2 separate regions of the Homo sapiens genome follow, and region 1 is linked to region 2. Evidence: read pairs that join two places in POLR2A ChIA-PET (ENCODE). Cell type or tissue: A673. All regions are shown on one strand. Each heading gives the region's core, and the rest is flanking DNA. Links, peaks and the distances in the headings are about the cores only. Region 1 overlaps UBAC1 (UBA domain containing 1). Region 2 overlaps OLFM1 (olfactomedin 1).

Evidence for each region. ChIA-PET counts read pairs that join two places held together with the same protein. Peaks named below come from ENCODE experiments on the same cell type or tissue, not always from the same donor. Only the 100,000 strongest peaks of a DNase experiment are listed, where the experiment ranks them.
Region 1: POLR2A ChIA-PET joins it to region 2 with 5 read pairs; 3 of 35 experiments call an interaction of 5 or more read pairs at or near these places.

Annotation. Positions count from the first base shown.
Region 1 is chr9:135,947,367-135,950,271 of GRCh38, forward strand. UBAC1 (UBA domain containing 1) reads right to left here. Exons shown (of 10, transcript NM_016172.3): 4 at 432-539. Among named protein-coding and RNA genes, the nearest start is that of UBAC1, 13 kb to the right of the region's middle. RefSeq lists an enhancer at 1-487. In A673, for the core only: no CTCF peak of the experiment used is centred there; no DNase peak of the experiment used is centred there.
Region 2 is chr9:135,093,373-135,096,277 of GRCh38, forward strand. OLFM1 (olfactomedin 1) reads left to right here. Exons shown (of 6, transcript NM_001282611.2): 3 at 2,492-2,647. Among named protein-coding and RNA genes, the nearest start is that of OLFM1, 7.2 kb to the left of the region's middle. In A673, for the core only: no CTCF peak of the experiment used is centred there; DNase peaks (open chromatin) are centred at 689, 1,609 and 2,179; H3K4me3 peaks cover 982 bases; H3K27ac peaks cover 2,500 bases.

The DNA.
Region 1 (2,905 bases), core at 300-2,799, 850 kb after region 2:
TCAGCCTCCTGAATAGCTGGGATTACAGGTGCCTGCCACTACGCCCGGCTAATTTTTGGTATTTTTAGTAGAGACGGAGTTTCATCATGTTGGCCAGGCTGGTCTCGAACTTCTGACCTCAGGTGATCCACCCGCTTCGGGTTCAGAATTCTATCTAAACGTTTTGCCAAACTCAGGGCCGGATTGACGTTTTCCCAGGGGTATCTATCTTTTCAATCCTGCCTTCAGATGGCTTTCCAACTCTTACTTGGAAATAATTTTTGATTTACAGAAAAAATGCAAAATAGTGCAGTCCTACAGACCCGCTCACCGGCTTCCCCAAATCCTCCCAGAGAATCTCCTCTTGCTGCCCCGCCCCGCAGGAACCCCCCCACAGCAATCCCCCACACGGGGACCCCATGCACCCGCCGCCGCTCTGGGCTGACACTCACGTCTCTCATGTTGGTCTGGACCGCGGCCCGGTCCATGTTGTAGGAGGGCAGGTTGGCGGTGGCCCGCAGTATGGCCTCTTTATCTGGAGCTTTCTGGTCTTGTTTTTTCTACACAGAAACGTAATCAGAAAGTCTGAGGTGAACGTAAGAGCAGCAAAAAGACGATGACAACTGAATCAGCGGAGCTCTGCCCAAGAAAGACTCCGTCTCCTTTAGGAGCCAGAGGTGTAAACTCCTTGATGAGCTGGGGGAGCCTGGAGAGTTCTGTGCAAGGCCCAGGGACAGCAGACGTGTCCTCAGCGTCTGCTCTGACGTAAATAAGAGTGAAGCGGTAGGTGAGGGGCAGAGCAGGAGCAAGGGTCACAGAACGACAACCACACAGGGACCGTGGCAGGGCTGGGGCAAGGGAGGCGACTCCAGAAGAACCACCCAGGCTGCAGCTGAGCCCCGAGGCCAAAACCACGAACTCATCTCTGCTCCTTCTGGAAGCTCCTGAAGGGCAGTCATGGCAGTAGAAACTCACGAGAACAAAAGTGATGGGAGAGGAACAGAACCGGAAGAGTGACAGCACATTCTCAGAAGACGGCAGAGGACGAGGATGGAGGGATCAGCGGAGCTACAAAGGCTCAGGCCAAGAGCAGAGCATGGACGCAAGACCATTCCAGCCTCCTAGAACTGCATCGGTGGCAGGGGACAAGGAGCGAGCCTCAGGAGCTAGCGCTCCATCCCCCGCCACCCTGCCCTGTGCTCCCCTGCCATCCAGTCCTGCCGGCAACTCCCAGAGAGCTGGGCTTGAGACCCCGGGCCAGGAGCCCTAGGCTCATGAGAGGGAAAGCGGCACCCCAGCACCCTCCACAGGGAGACCCAGTGGCAGGGGAGCGGGGCAGACACAGCCAAGAGGTGGGAGGGGGCAAAATGGCAGGGTCCACACCCAAAGCGCAGTGCCCCAGCCAGCCACCCAGTCCCAAAGCGCTGCTATCAAGATCCAGGGCCTCTGGAAGGTGACACATGCCTGTAATCCCAGCACTTTGGGAGGCCAAGGTGGGTGAATTACTTGGGGTCAGGAGTTCGAGACCAGCATGGCCAACATGGTGAAACCCCATCTCTACTAAAAAGACAAAAATAAGCCCGGTGTCCTGGTGCACACCTGTAATCCCAGCTACCCGGGAGGCTGAGGCAGGAGAATCACTTGAACCTGGGAGGTGAGCTGAGATCACACCACCGCACTCAAGCCTGGGTGAGTGACAGTGAGACACCATCTCAAAAAAAAAAAAAAAGGAACAACAGAAAGCAGCACAAAGTGAGGAGTCAGCAGGGAAGAGGATAGTGTTTATGAGCCAGGACAGACGGCCCACGGAGGAACACACCAGAACACTAGAAGACATCATCTGAGGAGGAGAACTGGCCTAGGAATTTAAACATGTTACAGCCAGATCAAAGAGGCTACAGAATGCTTAGAAGATAAAATCAAGGAATCCCTCAGAAAACACGCCTACCAGCCAACTCATAAGAGTTACAGAAAGAGAAAAGAAAACAAGGAGATCAAAAAACCAATTCAGAACATTTTCCAGGACTAAATTTCCCAGAACTCAAACATCTGAATCTCCAGAGTCAATGTGCCGGACATAGCAAAGAGAAAAAGACCTGCAGCAGAGACACCATGGAATATTCCAGAACACTAAAGCACACCAGATGGCAGAAGGTTCTACAAGGAGCAGAGGAAGGGGAGGCGGCTGGTGCAGGGAGGAGCGGCTCAGAGCTGCCTCACGTACTGCATACGGCTGGCACCCCCTCCACAGCTGCTGCGCTGGAATACGAGGCCTCCAGACAGTTTCCCCTCCTGGCACCCGAGGAAGTCAGGCTCCACCAGACCAAGGGACAGATCGAGAAGAACAAGACACCTGGTCCTGCGGCAGGCAGAACTCGAGGACGGCCGCACGCTCCCCGGGCCTGGCAGTTGCCCGTGCGTGGCTGCACAGCATGAGCAGGACACAGTCCACTCTGGGGTCAGGTTACATCACGCGGCACAGCCGACTGTGGGGAAAGAGTATGATCCTTGGTGGGCCTCAACTAATCAGGCAGGTCCTTAAAAGGGATGGGTCTCTTTCTGGAAAGAGAGATTCAACACTTCAGAAGTCCTGTTGCTGGCTCTGAAGGAGGAGGAGGCTGTGCGGGTAGGAATGCAGGCCGCGCCCAGGCCCTGAGAGCAGCCCCCAGCTGGCCGCCAGCAAGAAAATGGGTCGGAACTGGACTCTGCCAACCGCCGGAAGACCTCAGAAGCAGAATCTTCCCCAGCCTCAGAAAGGAAGGCAGCCCTTCAGCACCCTGAACACAGCCCTCCGGCACCCTGATTTCAGCTCGAGACCCTGAGCACAGAAACCAGCTGAGCTCACCCAGCCAGACTTCTGCCCTACAGAACTGCGAGCTACAAGCGGAGTGCTGTTTTAAGCAGCTACATGTGTGGCGATTTGTTA
Region 2 (2,905 bases), core at 180-2,679:
GTGACAGTAAGCAAGTTGCTTAACTTCTCTGAGCCTTGGTCTCCCTATGTGTAAAATGGGACTCAAAATAGTACTTATTCATTTCCCGGGGTTTTGTAAAGATCAAATGAGATAAATAACACAGCAGACTCAGTGCAGTGCCTGGAACATGGGAAAGGATGGATAATTATTAGCTGTTAGTTATCTTGAGGCCAGGTGTGTCTTTGTGTGTTGCTGGCCCCCCTCCCGCTTCTTAATGCCTGCTGCCCCGTTGGGTAGGGTGTGGGATAGACTGTCATCCCGTAGCTCTGTGACCCTGAGCCTGCCAGTTGGCTCCTCAGAGACACATCCTGCAGGCAAGAAAATGAAGGTGCTCAGAGGAAGGGCTGTGCTCAGAGGAATGCCTTCCCTAGGGTTGGGAGATGGGTGCGTGATTGCAGTCCTAGACTGACTGTGAGCTGGAGGCAGACCTGTGCCTGTGCCTTGTCCATGGCCAGAAAGGAAAGTGCATTCAGGGTTAGGAGAACTATAGGAGAGTAATTGTTTGGTTTTAAGGCAGCTGAATAGCTTGGTATCTTTAAAATTTGTTTTTTAAATCTAAAGTCTAATCTTTGAAATCTTTTAAAAGCATTCCTTCTCTGGGGAGCAAAAAGCCTACAGCACCGTGTGTGGTCTCCTGACTGAGGCCAGCATGAGCTCAGCAGCTTCTCCTCGGCACTTGTGGGCCTTCGCTCCTGGGGATTTTGCCAGGAGGGGAATGGAGAGAGGGGTCTGGACTGGCGCCGCCATTTGTATTGTTGCTTCCTCCGGCCATGTGGCTGCAGGAGCTACTCCCGTGCACTAGATTTACTGGACTTTGTGCAGGGGTTACAGATGTGGATGAGACCCAGTGTCACTCCCCCCATGAGCATCCTGTCCGGAAAGCTGTGGGGGGACAGCTGTGTGGCTCACTCCTAGGCAGACATTGTGCCAACAAAGTGACGTTGTTGTTTCCAAATAGTTTGCAGCTAGTTTTAACTCAGTCCATCAGAGAAGCCTCCCTGGAGGAGGTGGCATTTGGGCTGGGCCTTGAAGGACGAATATAGACAAACTTTACATCTTTTCTTGAAAAAGGTGCTGTAGTTATTCAAAGTGACAGAGGAAGACAACAAGAGAATCAGGCAGGTGGTATTAGAGGTATGCTTCCGTTTCTCGGGGAAGAGAAGGGGTGAGAGGGAGCTGAAGCCACCCCGTCGTGTACTTTACAAACTTAAAATTTCAAGATGAGTTTGTGTGTGTTACTTTCTGATAACAAGATATGAAATTCCTTGCATTTTGGGGTGCTGAGATTGGCAATAGTGGTTTTCCTTCTACTGAGGAGGCTTGGTTTGCTCTCTTGTATTTTACTTTATTTGGCGGGGTGGAGGATGTATAGTAAGAAGTAGAAACCACACTGTCCTCTTTTCACACTGACCGGCAAAGCTAAGCCTCATCCCCAAATGATTTTGTTCCTAGAAGGGAGAGTATTTTCAAATTCAGCAGAAAAGTCAGGAGTGAAGATTTGCTGTCATGGAGGTAACTTCCTCTCTAGTAATTGGATTAGATTCTGAGAAAATGACCCAAACACCACTGCAGCAATCCTCAGCTTCCTCCCGCCTCCCCGCAGCCCCGAATGCATTTGCACAGAAGCACACACCAGTTTCCTGCAAATAAAATGCACTGGCAGGTGGCTGCACTAAAACTGTTTTTCTTTTAAGCTCCCTGGAATCCTGTTGAATATTAAAGTTCCATCTTGAGGCTAGACTCAATTCAGATCTGCCTGTAAAGATGTAAAACAGCGATTCTTCATTTGCTGGGTGATTGATTCCTGACTCTATGCTCAGAATGTACATGTTTGCAGAGCAGTCATCTACCTATGATACTGTGGGGTGTGATGGATGGCATAGCAGATAGGGAAAAAAGCTTGATGCAGAGTCAGGGAGAGCAGCTCCCTTGTTCCTTCACTCTGCACTTAAGTAATCAACCTTATCAGCAAGACAGTCAATGAGATTTAGGAAGAAGGAGAATTTATACCTGGGGGCGGGGCAGCCTAAGAGTGCCATTCCTCTCTGCTGGTGTTTATGCTTGCCTAACTAATGTTGTCCTGCAACAGAAAGACTAGGAACAATCCCCACCCACCACTACCAAAAAAAAAAAAAAAAGAGAGAGAGAGAGATCAAGAGAAATCACCCAGCCTGTGCCTGGAGCTACAGCGAATAACGGAACTTGAGTCTCCTACACCCCTGATTTGCATCCCTGATGATAAGAACAGGTTGGCAAAGAAAATGTTTACCCAACCAATTTGCTGTGTTTGGGGAGTTATCAGTCCTCACAGTCCGCGATGCTGGCGATTACCTTGTAAATAATGCATGGGCCACTTCTGGTTCCCAGTGTGCTGGCTGTGTGGGAAAGGGCAATGTCTGTACGAGCAGGCAGAGAAGATTGCCTGGCACCTACTGCGGCTGTTTTGCTGAACCTGTTGCCCTTTTGACAGGTGCAGAACATGTCTCAATCCATAGAGGTCTTGGACAGGCGGACCCAGAGAGACTTGCAGTACGTGGAGAAGATGGAGAACCAAATGAAAGGACTGGAGTCCAAGTTCAAACAGGTGGAGGAGAGTCATAAGCAACACCTGGCCAGGCAGTTTAAGGTATGCATGTTCCTCCCCCTCTCCCTCCCCTTATCCTCCTCCTCCTCCTCTTCCTCCTCCTTCCCCTCCCTCCTCTCCTCCTTCTCTTCTTCCTCCTCCTCTTCTCCTCCTCTTGCTCCTCCTCCCTTCATCCTCCTCTTCCTCCTCCCTCTCCTTCTTCTCCTCCTCTTCCTCCTCCTCCCCCTCTTCATCCTCCTCTTCCTCCTCCCTCTCCTTCTTCTCCTCCTCTTCCTCCTCCCTCTCCTTCTTCTCCTCCTC